Regions from separate parts of the Homo sapiens genome. Here region 1 is linked to region 2. A link is an interaction called in ENCODE POLR2A ChIA-PET data of the cell type or tissue named here. Cell type or tissue: K562. All regions are shown on one strand. Links, peaks and the distances in the headings refer to the core of each region. The heading gives the core; the rest is flanking DNA. Region 1 overlaps MMD2 (monocyte to macrophage differentiation associated 2). Region 2 overlaps RADIL (Rap associating with DIL domain).

Evidence for each region. Peaks named below come from ENCODE experiments on the same cell type or tissue, not always from the same donor. Only the 100,000 strongest peaks of a DNase experiment are listed, where the experiment ranks them.
Region 1: POLR2A ChIA-PET joins it to region 2 with 5 read pairs; 2 of 35 experiments call an interaction of 5 or more read pairs at or near these places.

Annotation. Positions count from the first base shown.
Region 1 is chr7:4,936,735-4,945,055 of GRCh38, reverse strand. The region is part of intron 1 of MMD2 (monocyte to macrophage differentiation associated 2); the gene reads left to right. Among named protein-coding and RNA genes, the nearest start is that of MMD2, 18 kb to the left of the region's middle. In K562, for the core only: no CTCF peak of the experiment used is centred there; a DNase peak (open chromatin) is centred at 3,825; H3K27me3 peaks cover 4,627 bases.
Region 2 is chr7:4,870,262-4,878,582 of GRCh38, reverse strand. It overlaps RADIL (Rap associating with DIL domain), which reads left to right. Exons shown (of 15, transcript NM_018059.5): 2 at 380-978. The coding sequence starts at 444. Among named protein-coding and RNA genes, the nearest start is that of RADIL, 9.3 kb to the left of the region's middle. In K562, for the core only: no CTCF peak of the experiment used is centred there; DNase peaks (open chromatin) are centred at 5,772 and 6,072.

The DNA.
Region 1 (8,321 bases), core at 112-8,111, 66 kb before region 2:
GAAAAAGGAGAGAGAGAGGGAGAGGGAGAGGGAGAGGGAGAGGTAAGAAAAGAAGAAAAAGAAGAAAGAGCATCCTGGCTAACATGGTGAAACCCCGTCTCTGCTAAAAATACAAAAAAAATTAGCCAGGCATGGTGGCGGGCGCCTGTAGTCCCAGCTATTCAGGAGGCTGAGGCAGGATAATGGTGTGAACCTGGGAGGCGGAGCTTGTAGTGAGCCGAGATCGTGCCACTTCACTCCAGCCTAGGCGACAAAGCAAGACTCTGTCTCAAAAAAAAAAAAAAAAAAAAAAAAAGAAGAAGAAGAAGAAGAAAGAGAAAAAAGAAAAAAAGGAATTTGTTGGTGTTCAGGACTGAAAAGACCAGAAGTAGCGGGGTTCAGCAGGACCCAGAGAGACTGTCTCTCTGCTATTCTTGGCTCTGTGATGGCACACTGGACCCATGGCCACTGGCCGGGCTGGACTATTCTGGTGGAGAATGGCCATTCCAAGTCCTCCTCGATCTTCCACCAGTCCTTTCGCAGGAATAGTAGGAGTGCTGAGAGGGTTGAAAAACGGAGAGCATCGGCCACTCCGGAGCCTGCTCCACAGATCCAGCGTGGGGTGGGCTGGCCCAGGTCATGCCTCTTGGCTCCAGCAGGAGGGTGGGCTCACCCCTGGCTCCCCTCATCTCTGGAACTAGACCCACCTTTGCTCCCTCCAAGTGAGCCCAGGGCTAAAGTTTCCCTGGGGCCAGGGGAGGGATGGGAAGGATTTGCTAATTTCCTTCAGAATAGATTCCAATTTTTTTTTTCTTGCTCTGTTGCCCAGGCTGAAGTGCGGTGGTTCGATCATAGCTCACTGCAGCCTCGAACTCCTGGGCTCAAGCGATCCTCCCTCCTCAGCCTCCCCAGTAGCTGGGACTACAGGTGTGTGCCACCATACCCAGCTAATTTTTACATTTTTTGTAGAGAGGGAGTGTTGGATGTGGTAGTGTGCACCTGTAGTCCCCAGCTACTTGGGAGGCTGAGGTGGGAAGATTGCTTGAGCTAAAGAGTTCATAGTGAGCAACATAGTGAGACCTCATCTCTACAAAAAATAAAGAGAAAATTAGTTGGGGGTGGTGGCGTGCACCTATAGTCCCAGCTACTCAGGAGGTTGAGGTGGGAGGATCACTTGAGCCCAGGAGTTTGAGGCTGCAGTGAGCTGTGATCATGCCACTGCACTCTAGCCTGAGTGACAGAGCAAGATCCTGTCTCAAAAAATAAAGTAAAATAAAATAATCAGTCAACAACAGTGATTTGTCTTCAAGCTGCCCTCCTCTTCGGCTCTCAAGGCAGTTTGTGAAGTGTCTAGGATAGGAATTTTCCAGAAGGGCTACAAGCTCAGGGAGGTTAAGTACCATTTCCTGGGTTGCACAGCCAGGGCTGGACTGCAGGGCTAACATGCTGGCTACTGGTCTCCATATCTAGAGGTTTTCTGTGGCCACAGTGTGAGTGCTCAGCCTAAACCCTCCCCCTGCCCTTTGACACAAGCTAGGTAATGGGCACTGCTAGGGGACATCAGGGTAGAGCAGTTGGGTCTCAGTCTTCTCTTCTGTGAAATGGGTAGGGTGTGAGTTGAAAAGGGCAGGACTGACTGGGCACGGTGGCGCACGCCTGTAATCTCAGCACTTTGGGAGGCTGAGGCAGGTGGATCACGAGGTCGGGAGATCGAGATCATCCTCGTCAACATGGTGAAAGCCCGTGTTTACTAAAAATACAGAAAAAAGGCCAGGCGCGGTGGCTCATGCCTGTAATCCCAGTACTTTGGGAGGCTGAGGCAGGCGGATCACAAGGTCAGGAGTTTGAGACCAGCCTGGCCAACATGGTGAAACTCCATCTCTACTAAAAATACAAAAAATTAGCGGGGCGTGGTGGCAGGCGCCTGTAATCTCAGCTACGCAGGAGACTGAGGCAGGAGAATCGCTTGAACCCAGGAGGTGGAGGTTGCAATGAGCTGACATTGCGCCACTGCACTCCAGCCTGGGTGACAGTGAGAGACTCTGTCTCAAAAAAAAAAAAAAAAAAAAAAAGAAAAGGGCAGGACCTCCTGAAGTGTACTCCAACTATCTAAGGGGTCACTGGCTGGGATGGAGTTAGGACAGAAGTATAGACAGGATGGGGCCTGGCGCGGTGGCTCATCCTGTAATCCCAGCACTTCGGGAGGCTGAGGTGGGTGGATCACTTGAGGTCAGAAGTTCAAGACCAGCCTGACTAACATGGTGAAACCCTGTCTCTACTAAAAAACAAACAAAAAAGCCGGGTGAGGTGGTGGCACGTGTCTGTAGTCCCAGCTACTTGGGAGGCGGAGGCAGGAGAATCGCTTGAACCCGCGAGGCAGAGGTTGCAATGAGCCGAGATAGCACCATCGCACTCCAGCCTGGGCAACAAGAGCAAAACTCTGTCTCAAAAAAAAAAAAGAGGTATAGACAGGATGGAAAGTGTAATGGGAATTAGAAATGTCCTCCTAGGGCCGGGTGTATGGCTCATGCCTGTAATCCCAGCACTTTGAGAGGCTGAGGCAGGAGGATAGCTTGAGGCCAGGAGTTCAAGACCAGCCTGGGCAACATAGTGAGGCTCCATTTCTAATTAATTAAAAAAATTTTTTAATTAAAAAAAAAATAGAAATGTCCTCCCAGGCAGGGCCAGGTGGCTCACACCTGTAATCCCAGCACTTTGGGAGGCCAAGGCGGGAGAATCACATGAGGCCAGGTATTCGAGAACAGCCTGGGCAACATGGCAAGACCCCCCCCATCTCTACAGAAAAAATAAAAATAAAAAATAAGACCAGGCATGGTGGCTCATGCCTGTAATCCCAGCACTTTGGGAGGTCAAGGCAGTGGATCATCTGAGGTCAGGAGTTCAAGATCAGCCTGGCCAACATGGCAAAACACTGTCTCTACTAAAAATACAAAAATTAGCTGGGCATGGTGGCACGTGCCTGTAGTCCCAGGTACTCGGGAGGCTGAGGCAGGAGGATCACTTGAACCCAGGAGGTGGAGGCTGCAGTGAGCTGAGATCATGCCACAGCACTTCAGCTTGGGCAACAGGGCGAGACTTCATCTCAAAAATATATAAATAAATAAATGACCTCCCACCAGCACCAGGAAAGTTGCACCACAAATGTATCTTTAAAGTGTCCTTTGGCATGCAGATTATTTTGTCACCTCAAGGACTCTTTAAAGATACATTTGTGGTGCAACCTTCCTGGTGCTATTAAGAAGATATTTATTAATTTCTTTATTTGAGTCAGGGACACCAGACCCCCGTGACATGCAATTTACCTACATAACAAACCTGCACATGTACCCCTGAACCTAAAACAGCAGTTTAAAAAAGTATAAAGAAAAATAATAATAAAATGCAGTATTCCACTGTTTAAAAAAAGTGTCTTTTTTTTTTTTTTTTGAGACAGGTTCTCACTCTGTCGTCCAGGCTGGAGTGCAGTGGTGCCATCTCGGCTCACTGTAACCTCCGCCTCCCAGGTTCAAGCGATTCTCTTGCCTCAGCCTCCTGAGTAGCTGGGATTACAGGCACCCGCCACCACGCCCGGCTTATTTTTGTATTTTTAGTAGAGACAGGGTTTCGCCATGTTGGCCAGGCTGGTCTTGAATTCCTGGCCCCAAGTGATCCACCTGCCTCGGCCTCCCAAAGTGCTGGGATTACAGGCGCGAGCCACCGCGCCCGGTCAGAAGTGTCCTTTTTCTGCTATTGCCTGAAAACTTACCAACTCTCAAAGTAAGGCTGCCTCTGACCTGCCAACCTGGGACACTCTGATTGGCTGCTGGTGATGTCACAGGAATCTCTGGGAGATGATTGGTGGGTGAGAGCCCCTAGGTCAGGTGGAAGGAGGGCTTGATGGTTAGGGCTGGTGTCTGTGGCATGTTCACAGAGGCCGACCCAGGAGCTAGCTGAGGACGAACAGGTGCCTAAGGGGCCCCCATCTTTGTTGGGGCGACCCCTCCTCCTAACCCCACTCACAGCAGCCAGCGATGACCATGGCCCCTTCTCACTTGATAGCATCTGGGAGCCTCCTGAGGCTGGGAGATGGTCCTAGCTTTGGAGATACGGACCCTTCTCATCCCATAGGGGAAGAGATTTCCCGGGGAGCCACAGGGTGGGCGCCAAGGCTGGGAGCTGGTCTCAGATCTGTCGGGTCAGTACCCCCAGGCCCAGGGGGCCGTTCACATGGGATGCCACGCACAGTGCACCTGAGTGCTGTCTCCTGCAGATCATGCCAGAGTCCCGCGCCTCTGGCACGAGATGCAAGCCCGGGCCCCTTCCACCCCTTGCTCAGTTTCCCCTTCCTGTTCCCATCACTGTCTGCCCCAGGATTTTATTTCATGACCATTCCCAGGTGGCACCGGCCCAAGGACTGTTTCCCAAAGACTGAGCCAAGATACCGCCGGCCTTTCAGGAGGAGCCTTGAATTCATGAATGGACACAAAGAAGCGGCCAGGGCCAAGCGGAGAGGGGGAGAGAGGCTTAGCACGGCCGGGGCCAACTTGGCCCTGCGTGGTCCCTTGCCTCTGTGGGACAGACGGACAGAACCCCCTTTGTGTAGGAGCCCGGGCAAATCTCTCTAGTCCTCTGTCCAAGGGACTCAGGGTCGCCACTGACAGGCACCAGCCCAGCCTGGGAGGGGTGGCTGCAGCCGCGTTCCGGGGCCCGGGCTCATTCATGAAAGGGGTCAGGCTTCTTTCTGGGGGCCATAGACCCCAGCTGGGTCAGGCCAGAGAGAGAGAGGGAGGAATTGCAGAAGCTGAGCTCTGAGACTGGGCCTGGCTCCTGCCAGACTTCGGAGGAGCGAGCCGGGGGAGCTGGGGTGTGCCGGACCCTGCACCCAGGTCAGGATGCTCAACATGCCAGGCCTCAGGAACCCCTTCACACCCCATTAGTCAGTCCTCACTACCGTCAAGGGCAGCCACTCTCCTGGCGTCATCGGACCTTCAACAGACCTGCGCTGCCTGTTCTTGAAATTTATAGAAATAGATTGGGCCAGGTGCGGTGGCTCACGCCTGTAATGCCAGCGCTTTGGGAGGCCAAGGCAGATGGATTGCTTGAGGTCAGGAGTTCGAGACCAGCCTGGCCAACATGGCAAAACCCCGTCTCTAGTAAAAATACAAAAAAAATTAGCCAGTGTGGTTCTGTACACCTGTAGTCCCACCTACTCAGGAGGCTGAGGCAGGAGATTGCTTGAACCTGGAAGGCAGAGGTTGCAGTGAGCCGAGATTGTGCCACTGCACTCCAGCCTGGGCAACAGCGCAGGACTCCATCTCAAAAAAAAAAAAAAAAGAAAGAAAGAAAGAAATAGATTGGAAGTGTGTGCACCGCCATTTGACATTTGTCTGCAGTCTGCAGAGTGTCCTTATTTCTTCTGAAAGCTGTAATTCATTAATTCTCATTACTATCTAGTGTTCCATTGTGTGAATATTTCTATGCTAATTCTACCATGGTGGGCATTTGGGTAGTTTCCAAGACTTTTTTTGTTTTCTGAGACTAGGTCTCTCTCTGTCGCCCAGGCTGGAGTGCAGTGACATGATCATAGCTCACTGTTGCCTCAAATTCCTGGGTTCAAGCTATTCTCCCACCTCAGCCTCCTGGGCAGCTGAGCCCACAGGTACACACCACCACACCTGGCTAATTTTTAAGTTTTTTTTTTGTAGAGAAAGGGTCTTGCTATGTTGCCCAGGCGTGTCTTGAACTCCTGGCCTCAAGCAGTCCTCCTGCCTTCCTAGTGCTGGGATTACAGGCACGAGCCACCGGGCCCAGCCTCCAGGATTCCTTTTACCTAGCACCTCCCCTCCTCAACTTTGTTTTTTTTGGGTTTTTTTTTGAGACGGAGTCTCGCCCTGTCACCCAGGCTGGAGTGCAGTGGCACGATCTCAGCTGACTGCAACCTCCATCTCTCTAGTTCAAGTGATTCTCCTGCCTCAGTCTCCCGAGTGGCTGGGATTACACCACCATGCTCAGCTAATTGTTTTGTATTTTTAGTAGAGATGGGGTTTCACCATGTTGGCCAGGCTGGTCTCCAACTCCCGACCTCAGGTAATCCACCCGCCCCAACCTCCCAAAGTGCTGGGATTACAGACGTGAGCCATCGAGCCCAGCCTCCCCTCCCCAACTTTGATGCAGCTTGTTTGATGTCATCTGGCCTTGAGTGTTGATTTCAAAACTTGACTTTATTTAAAATGTTTTTTATTTGATAGGATTTTAAAAAGATCATTGAGGTAGTACATGAACATTGTAGCTGGTCAAGTAACACACAAATATAAATAAAATAACATTTCTCATGCCTGTCTCCCCCAGTCTCTCCTCTGCTACAGCCAAAGGTTGGCTTTGCTTTCTTTCATACCTTCTGCCTTTCCAAGTCGACAACCTGGCCTTGCCCCTTGCTGTGTTTCGAATGTTTGTCTCTTCGAAAACTTATTCTGAAACTTGATCCCCGTTGTAACAGTATTAAGAGGGTGGGAAATTTGACTGTGGTATTGGAGGGGTGGGACCTTTGGGAGGTGATTAGGATTAGCTGCGGTCTTGAGGGTGAGGCATTAGTGGCTTTAGAGAGGAGAAAAAGAGACTCGAGTTAGCACATACAGGCCCCTCACCACGGGATGCCCCACACTGCCTCGGGATTCTACAGCATCCTCAGCAGCAAGAAGGCCCCCACCAGACACAGTCCCTAGATCCTGGACTTCCCAGCCTAAAGAGCTGTAAGAAATTAAATTGTTGGGCCGGGCGTGGTGGCTCATGCCTGTAATCCCAGCACTTTGGGAGGCTGAGGTGGGCGGATCACGAGGTCAGGAGTTTGAGACCAGCCTGACTAACATGGCAAAACCCCGTCTCTACTAAAAATACAAAAATTAGCCTGGCATAGTGGTGGGCACCTGTAATCCCAGCTATGGGGGAGGCTGAGGCAGGAGAATCTCTTGAACCGGGAGGTGGAGGTTGCAGTGAGCTGAGATCGTGCCATTGCACTCCAGCCTGGGCAACAAGAGCAAAACTCCATCTCAAAAAAAAAAAAAAAAAAAAAAAAAAGAAAGAAAGAAAAAAAGAAAAAAAAAAGAAAAAGAAATTAAATTGTTTTCTTAGGACCAGGTGATGTGGCTCATGCCTGTAATCTCAGTGCTTTGGGAGGCCAAAGGAGGAGGACTGCTTGAGGCCAGGAGTTTGAGACCAGCCTGGGCAACAATAGTGAGACCCCATCTCTACAAAAAAATGTTTAAAAATTAGCTGGATGTAGTGACGCACACCTGTAGTCCTAGCTACTCGAGAGGCTGAGGCAGGGTGGGATCACTTGAGCCCTGGAGTTTGAGACCAGCCTGGGCAACATGGCGAGATTCTGTCTCTACAAAAAATTAAAAATTAGCTGGGTATGGTGGTGCATGCCTGCAGTCCCAGTTACTTGGCAGGCTGAAGCAGGAACATCGCTTGAATCCAGGAGTTGGAGGCTGCAACAAACTATGATTGTGCCAGTGCGTTTCAGCGTGAATGACAGGGCGAGAACCTGTCATTATTTTCTCTAAAAAACAAAACAGCAAAAAATAATTTATAATTTATAATAATTTCCCTTTCTTTCTTCCTTCCTTCCTTTCTTCCTTTCTTTCTTTCTCTTTCTTTCTTTTTCTTTCTTTTTTTCTTTTTGTGACAGAGTCTCTCTCTGTTGCCCAGGCTGGAGCACAGTAGTGCAATCCCGGCTCACTGCAACCTCCACCTCCCGGATTCAAGTGATTCTCCTGCCTCAGCCTCTCAAGTAGCTGGGATTACAGGTGCGCGCCACTGTGCCTGGCTAATTTTTGTATTTTTAGTAGAGATGGGGTTTCGCCATGTTGGCCAAGCTGGTCTCGAACCCCTGACCTCAGGTGATCCACCCGCCTCAGCCTCCCAAAGTGCTGGATTGCAGGCATGAGCCACCATGCCCGGCCCACAATAATTTCTTTATAAATTACCCAGTCTCAGGTATTCCAGCAGAAGATGGACTAAGATACCCTTTAAAGACTGTGTGGGCTGGGCATGGTGGCTCACGCCTGTAATTCCAACACTTTGGGAGGCCGAGGCAGGTGGATCACTTGAGGTCAGGAGTTTGAGACCATCCTGACCAACATGGTGAAACCCCGTCTCTACTAAAAATAAAAAAAATTAGCCAGGTGTAGTGGCAAACACCTGTCATCCCAGCTACTTGGGAGGCTGAGGGAAGAGAATTGCTTGAACCCGGGAGGCGGAAGTTGCACTGAGCTGAGATCGCGCCATTGCACTCCAGCCTGGGTAACAGACTGAAACTTTGTCTCAAAAAAATAAAATAAAAT
Region 2 (8,321 bases), core at 69-8,068:
GCGGGGCCAGGATGCCCACGGCCTGTTATGTCCATTAGATTTTGAGATGGGGTCTTGCTCTGCTGCCCGGGCTGGAGGGCCGTGGCACTATCATAGCTCACTGCAATCTTGAACTCCTGGGCTCAAGCCATCCTCCAGCCTCAGCCTTCAGAGCAGTGGGTACAGTGCACACCACCATGCCTGGCTAATTTTTAAATTTTTTGTAGAGCCGGGGCCTTACTATGTTTCCCAGGCTGGTCTGGAACTCCCGGGCTCAAGCCGTCCTCCCACCTTGGCCTTCTAAAGCGCTGGGATGACGGGCAGGAGTCACCGCCTGTGGCCTCATTTGCTCTTGGTGGTCACGATGGTTGGCGCTAACCTCTCTCACTTTTTCACCCAGGTCACGGCCTCCCCACATCCTTTGGCTGAAGCCCACAGTCCTCATCCATGAAGCCTCACCCACCATGTTTTATGGGACGCACTTCATCATGTCCCCGCCCACCAAGAGCAAACTGAAGCGGCAGAGCCAGCTGTTGTCCAGCATGCTGTCCCGGACGCTGAGCTACAAGTACCGGGACCTGGACTCCACCTTCTCCAGCCTGGGCGCCAGCGATGACCCCGCCGAGCTCTCCACCCAGCTGTCGGCCCCTGGTGTCCTGAAGGTGTTTGGGGACAGTGTCTGCACAGGAACCCACTACAAGAGCGTCCTGGCCACCGGCACCTCCAGCGCCCGTGAGCTGGTGAAGGAGGCGCTGGAGCGGTACGCCCTGGACCCCAGGCAGGCCGGCCAGTACGTGCTGTGTGACGTGGTGGGCCAAGCCGGCGATGCTGGGCAGCGGTGGCAGGCCCGGTGCTTTCGGGTGTTTGGGGACAGTGAGAAGCCCCTCTTGATCCAGGAATTATGGAAACCCCGAGAAGGTTTATCCCGGAGGTTTGAGCTGAGGAAGAGGTCGGACGTGGAGGAGCTGGCAGCCAAGGAGGTGGACACCATCACGGCAGGTGAGGGGGGCCACAGGTTCAGGAAGAGCCGTGGGTCTGAGCGCTGAGAAGGCCAGCCGAGGTAGGCGGAGAAGGAGTGGTGCAGGGGACATGCGTGGGGCGGGCTCGCTCTGCAGGAGGCAGTCGGAGCCCGTGTCCTGGATGTTTGAAGCCTTCCTCTTTTGTTCTCTGAGACAGGGTCTTGCTCTGTCACCCAGGCTGGAGTGCAGTGGTGCAACCACAGCTCACTGCAGCCTCCTGGGCTCAAGCGATCCTCCCACCTCAGCCTCCTGAGTAGCTAGGACTATAGGTGCACCACCACACCCAGCTAATTTTTTACTTTTTGTAGAGACAGGAGTCTCGCTGTGATACCCAGGATAGTCTTGACCTCCTGCCCTCAAGCGATCCTCCTACTTTGGCCTCCCAAAGGTTTCCTCTTAAACTCACCACTTTCACCTCAGCTGTCTGGGAAGTTGTAGTTTGTCTACGCAGCAGGAGGCTGGCTGGTGTTCCTCAGAGGCTCCTGATATATTCTTGCAATATTTGAGGCCACATCTGTTCTTTTGTCTGATCAGATTATTGTCCAGCTCTCCAGCAGTCATCTCATTGACCATAGCAACCACGCACGCCTTGTTAAATACAGGGTCCCTCCAAGTCCTTTAGCACCTGCGACCTTGTCGGGGAGTTTTTGGGGCAATGAAGTGAAAAGACAATCAAGGAATCTGTCCCAGGCCAAAACCTACGTGGCATTGCCGGGTTGCAAGGTCTCCAGAGGTGACCACGGTGCACTCAGCGTACCGCGGGTCTGTGGGTGCCTGGGTGGTGGGAGGCCTTCCTGAGGAGGGCCTGGCCACGGGCAGCCGATCATTGTCGGTCTGAGGAGTGCCGAGAGCACGGGTGGCGTTGAGTGCCTGCCGCAGAGTTTGAGAGCCCCGGGGCCTGGGGCCCACTGTGTCTGGTGATTTATTCAATTGGTGGAAAGAAGTTGATTATCTTAATAGGTGTGTGTCATAAAAAATAATTTTGGCCAGGCGCGGTGGCTCACACCTGTAATCCCAGCACTTTGGGAGGCCAACGCAGGTGGATCACCTGAGGTCAGGAGTTGGAGACCAGCCTGGCCAACATGGTGAAACCCCGTATCTACTAAAAATACAAAAATTAGCCGGGCGTGGTGGCAGGCGCCTGTAATCCCAGCTACTCAGGAGGCTCAGGCAGGAGAATCGCTTGAACCTGGGAGGCGGAGGTTGCAGTGAGCCGAGATCATGCCATTGCTCTCCAGCCTGGGCAACAAGAACGAAACTCAGTCTCAAATATAAATAAATAAATAAAATAAATTTGGCCGGGTGTGGTGGCTCACACCTGTAATCTCAACACTTTGAGAGGCCAAGGTAGGAGGATCGCTTGAGCCTAGGAGTTTGAGAGCAGCCTGGGTAACATAGTGAGGCCCCATCTCTACAAAAAATAAAAAAATTAGCCAGGCATGGTGGTGCATACCTATGGTCCCAGCTCCTCAGGAGGCTGAGGTGGGAAGATGGCTTGAGCCGCAGATGCTGCAGCCAGGATTGTACCACTGCACTCTAGCCCAGGCAACAGAGTGAGACCCTGTCTCAAAAAAATAACAATAAAAAGAGTAACTTGTGGTTGCTTTAATTATGGCTCTTAAAGTCTGCTCAGACAAGCACCCCCAATTGCCTGCACCTGGGGATCCTTCCTCCACCCAGAGGTCGCCACTTCTGGGATTTGGTTTTCATCCTGACCCTGCCATGTCACGATCCAGTGGTCCCTTGGAAGGACCGGTGATCCGGTGGCAGAGATGGGGTCCCTCCCCTCCTGATTCAAAAAGACCTCCTGTGAGGCCAGGAAACCCGAAAGGGAGGAGGCGCATGGTGGGATGTTTTCTGCACGGGAACAAAGGCTCTTCAATGTCAGACACAGAATTTCGGTCATTCTTCCACCATGCGTTGCCTCTGCCAAGCAGCGGGCAAAAAGCGAGTGGGACAGGGCCACCTTGGGGCTGCAGAGCACGGGCCAGGGTTGCTGCTGTGTGGCTGGGGATCAGCCTGGCCTGTCCTCAGGCCATTGCGTTGTGTGTCACCGGGCGAGGAGGAGCCCTGGGAAGGCCCGCCGTCTTCACAGGTGATAGGCGACTGCCAGTGTAGGATGGTGGGGCCAGAGTGCATGTTGCAGGAGACAGGAGCTTGTCTGAGGCTCACGTGCTTCTTTTTTTTTTTTTGAGATGGAGTCTCTCTCTGTCGCCCAGGCTGGAGTGCAATGGCATGATCTCAGCTCACTGCAACCTCTGCCTCCCAGGTTCAAACGATTCTCCTGCCTCAGCCTCCTGAATAGCTGGGATTACGGCATGCACCACCACCACGCCCGGCTAATTTTGTTGTTGTTGTTGTTGTTGTTGTTGTTGTTGTTGTTGTTGTTGTTGGAGATGGAGTCTCGCTCTGTCGCCCAGGCTGGAGTGCAGTGGCACAATCTCGGCTCACTGCAAGCTCCGCCTCCCGGGTTCACGCCATTCTCCTGCCTCAGCCTCCCGAGTAGCTGGGACTACAGGCGCCCGCCACCACGCCCGGCTAATTTTTTGTATTTTTAGTAGACACGGGGTTTCACCGTGTTAGCCAGGATGGTCTCCATCTCCTGACCTTGTGATCCGCCCGCCTCGGCCTCCCAAAGTGCTGGGATTACAGGCGTGAGCCACCGCGCCCGGCCAATTTTTGTATTTTTAGTAGAGATGGGGTTTCACCATGTTGGCCAGGCTGGTCTCGAACTCCGGACCTCAGGTGATCTGCCCACCTTGGCCTCCTAAAGTGCTGGGATGACAGGTGTGAGCCACCACACCCGGCCAAGCTCATGCACTTCTTTTGGAATCATTCCTGTTAAATTATTCAGGGCGAGCGAAAGCACCCCTGCTCACAGCCTGTCTAAGCTCGTGGCGGTTTTCGAAACCTGCCAAAGAGAGTCCATCAGGCTGCCCAGCCATACTGACACACTCATCTGGGCTGGAGCAGGTTGTGTTACCTACCCAGAGCTGGCCCCCTGGGCCTCGGGCACTCATCCTTCCTTGCTGACCTTCTCTGGCTGTGGCCCAGGGACTCCTGTGACCCTCAGCCATGCCAAGAAGGTTCACTGAGGCGGCCGGGTGGTTTGAGATGGAGCAGCTGGTAGAGGCATGCACACATGCTTCTGCTCATTACAGAACGGTTATTGAGCCTCTGCCTGGAGCCGGGGGAAGGCTAGACCCAGGGGGTCCCCACGTGGATAAGCCAGGCTCCGCTGGGGATGACCCCGCACAGACCTTACTGTAGCTGGACAGCCCTGCCTCAAACAGGCCCGCGCCCAGAAGCTTTGCGCTAGAGTGTGTTCGGTTGTTGTGGTGACACATGGGTACCTGGACAGAGAAATGTCCACACAGGTGCTCACACACACAGTCTCCCACTTGGAACTGTTCCCTGCGTGAGACACCTGCACGGCCTTTCCGTGGGTTGGAGGCGGCCTCTGTGCACATCCCTGGAACCCGCCTCTGAGAGGTCTCTCCTGCTGGCTTGGAGGCACGGAACGGGGAGGGCACTGAGCCTTTGCTGTGTCCCACGTCCCCCTGAGTGAGTTTGCAGCCGGCACTAGGCGATTCCTCCCTCGCCCCTCCAAGGGGAACGACTGAGAGCCAGAGAAGGGGAGGAGGTGGGAAGCCGAGGGGTTTTTCACTGTAGCAGCTTCTCCAGCAGCCGTGGGCGCCAGCCTGCCTCAGGTTGGAGTGACGTGGAAGAATCGTGGTGGGGAGGCTTTCCTAACACCCACCGTGTCCTCTCCATTACATACCTCCGGTGATGGTGAGCTCTGCGCCTTCCAGCAGCCCGCCTGTCCTGCGCCTCCCTGGGCACCGATGGGGCTGCTGTGGTGTCTGTTTGTCCTGAGAGTGGCCCTCAGTGTGGGGCATGTGTCACCGTGTCGCTTTGGGGGAAGGTGGGGGGCTGCAGTGAAACAAATCCTACTGAAGTGGGTGGTGTAGTTTCAAAAGGACGGCGGGATGGCAGGATCACATCTGCCCCTGCAGGGCAGGCCCAGTGAGGTCCAGCGCACGCCAGGGCCCCTTCAGCTCCTGCATTCTCTCCCAAGAGGACCCAGCGTGGGGCTGTCCCTGATCCCTGGTGAGATAACAGTTCGATCTCACCTGGAAAAAGTGGCGAGAAAGGGAAGGGACCCCTGGCCTGTGCATGTGGTGATGTGATGTGCACGTGTGACCATGTGTGTGTGTCTGTGTGGTGTGCATGTGTGTGCATGCATGTGTGACCATGTACGTTTGTGTTAACGAGTCCAGCCCCAGGTTGCTCAACACTGTAACACTGTTTTTCAATAATTTCCCATTACTCCTATGGTAAGAGTCACACTTGGCCGGGCGCGGTGGCTCACGCGTGTAATCCCAGCACTTTGGGAGGCCGAGGCAGGCAGATCAATTGAAGTCAGGAGTTCAAGACCAGTCTGACCAACATGGTGAAACCCCGTCTCTACTGAAAATATAAAAGAAGTAGCCGGGCATGATGGTGCATACCTGTAATCCCAGCTACTTGGGAGGCAGAGAATCGCTTGAACCCAGGAGGCGGAGGTTGCAGTGAGCTGAGATCGCACCACTGCACTCCAGCCTGGGTGACAGAGCGAGACTCTGACTCAAAAGAAAAACAGAGTCACATTGGTTCTGGGTTGGGCTAACGGGTTGCACCATTTCAGGGGAAGCATTTCGCCAAAGTCTCTCAGGCCTCTCCCCTGCCCCTCACCTCGGACTCCCCTACAGAGTCTGGTGGGGAAGGTGTCAGCCAGGCGCTTCCTGCCGGTTCACTCATCACTTAGTTCACTGCTACCCCCCTGTAGAAATGCACGCAGGCACTTTGGGTTTTTGTTTTCCATAAATGTCTCCTTCTCATAGCCACCAGGTTCCCCCTGATTTCCAGAGTCACAAGACCTAGAGGGTCTCTTCCAGGAGGAGGCTGGTGCTGGAGGTATGGCCGGGCTGGAAGTGGCTCTCACTCCCCTTTCCTAGAAGGCTGTATTTAGGGCTGGTGCCCCACAGAGGGGCCTGGGTCCTGTCACCGAGATAAGACAGCAGCCACTTAGATGCACTGGGGAGGGGCGATGACAGGGCCATGTGGTTTTTGTCAGGGGCTGGGGAACGGTGAGGGGAGGCTTGGTTTGCCTTTGCAGGAGGGGTAAGTGTTAAACCCGCGCAGAGCCCGGGGAGGGCTGGCCTTCCTTGCTTTCTCCCTTCCTCCCGTTACATTTTAGGTTGGGGCATCTTTGCTGAGGGAGGCGTCCGTGGTTGCAGGGCGATGAGCAGTGTCCCTGGCTCCTGTGCCCCCACCCCCAAGTTGTAACAACCAAAGATGTCTGCAGACATGGCCAGATGTTCCCTGGAGGCAGACCTGCCCTCTATTGAGAGCTGCAGTATTGGACCTGGCTGCCTGGACTCGGCCACACGAGCCCCTGCCCACTGGGACCATATGGCTGAGTACCTGCCCCAGGCCCTCAGGCCTGATCCACAGTGGCGACATTTGTTTCTCCTGGGCCACTCTCGGAGGGGCTGGGTGCCTGGCAAACCCAGGGTCTCAGGGATGGTGACGTGCAGAGTCTTGGCATTCATGCGTTCCTGGAGACAGGGACATCACCGTGGCTTTGGATGCGCACTTTGTAAAGAGGCACCCTAGAGAGTTTGTAAAGCCGCCGAGGTTTAGCCAGGAAGGTTCAGGCTAAACAAAGCCTGGGAACACCACCCCAGCACTCACTGGGCTTTTGACTGAAAAACAGCCCATCCAATGTCTGGTATACAGTAGGTGCTTATTAAATACCTGTGGAAGGGTTGGTGCCCTGAGGAGAGGAGGCCCCTCTGTGGGTCTTAGCTCCTATGCGTCTGCAAGACTCCCGAGTGGGGTCCGTTTTCTTTGTGTGTGTGTGGGAGGGTGGTGTGGGGATGGTGTGGCCGTCCAGGAGTGTGGATGTGGCTTGAGCGACAGAGGAACCTGCAGCCCTGGCCACCTGGCGGCGTGGTGGGCTGCCCTCCTGCCCCCAGTGCTGCGATGGAGCTGGCAGGCGGGTGGCAGGTCTGTGTTGTCGCTGAGTGCCAGCTCTGAGTTTGCATTTGTCGTCCCGCCTTGTCACTCAGGACAGGTAGCAGGACTCGGCCTCCCCGATGACAGCCAGGGGTGTGCGGGCCGCAGGGACTGTTGTGTGCACGCGGGAAGCGCCGCTGCCTTCCTCTGCCGACGGGGTGCCGTGAGTTCTGTCCTCCCTTGTCCGCAAACCTCTTTGTGGTTGTTTTCATTTGAAATATTTTTCTTCCGCTATGACTCTGACTTGAAAATAACTCTTATCTTAGCACAGTGGAGGTGAAAGGATTGCTTTTCCTCTTTTTACATGGGAATAACTCACTGCCACTTAACTGGGACTTCCCTTCCAGTGGATTCCCAATGACAGAGTCACCGTGGGAAACCTTCATTGTATGTGGTCTGGCTAAAAGCAAAACAACCCCAAACCTTTTTTCACCAGCCTAAAACTAGAAAAGTTATTGAACTTTAAAGACGTGTTTGAGCATTTCCAATTCAAAGAGAAAATAAACTTGAATGGTTAGTTGCTCACAGCCAGTTTCATCCTTCAGTTTACTGCTTACACTTAAAAAATCAGTAACCTTCAGTTTGATCATAGAGGCACCGTTGACAGCCCTGTTGTCCCCTGAGCTGAGTGAGTCCCGGAGGGGCAGCACCCCCTCCTGCCCTGGGGACTCGGGTGACGTCCAGCTACGTTCCATAAGGGGCCACTGACAGAGTTTAGCATTAACACCAAAAACACAGAGGGATGTTGTCACTGGTGTGAACTGTTTGAAAGACATAAAATAGTCGGGCACGGTGGCTCACGCCTGTAATCCCAGCACTTTGGGAGGCCGAGGAGGGTGGATCACCTGAGGTCAGGAGTTCCAGACCAGCCTGGCCAACATGGTGAAATCCCGTCTCTACTAAAAATATAAAAAAATTAGCCAGGCATGGTGGTGGGCACCTGTAATCCCAGCTACTTGGGAGGCTGAGGCAGGAGAATTGCTTGAACCTGGGAGGTGGAGCTTGCAATGAGCTGAGATTGTGCCACTGCACTCCAGCCTGGGCAAGAGAGCGAGACTCCATCTCAAAGAAACAAAACAAAACAAAACAAAAAACCACGTTAATATCTGTTGGTTCCCAACAGTGACCTATAATGTTGGTTGAAAGATGTTTGGGGATCTGTTTAAATCATACTGAGTAGCGTCTCTCATGGTTTTAGAGAATATACTGACAGAGAATGTATCGTTCTTTTGTTTTGAGGGTTTAAGTGGCAGAAGTGTTTTC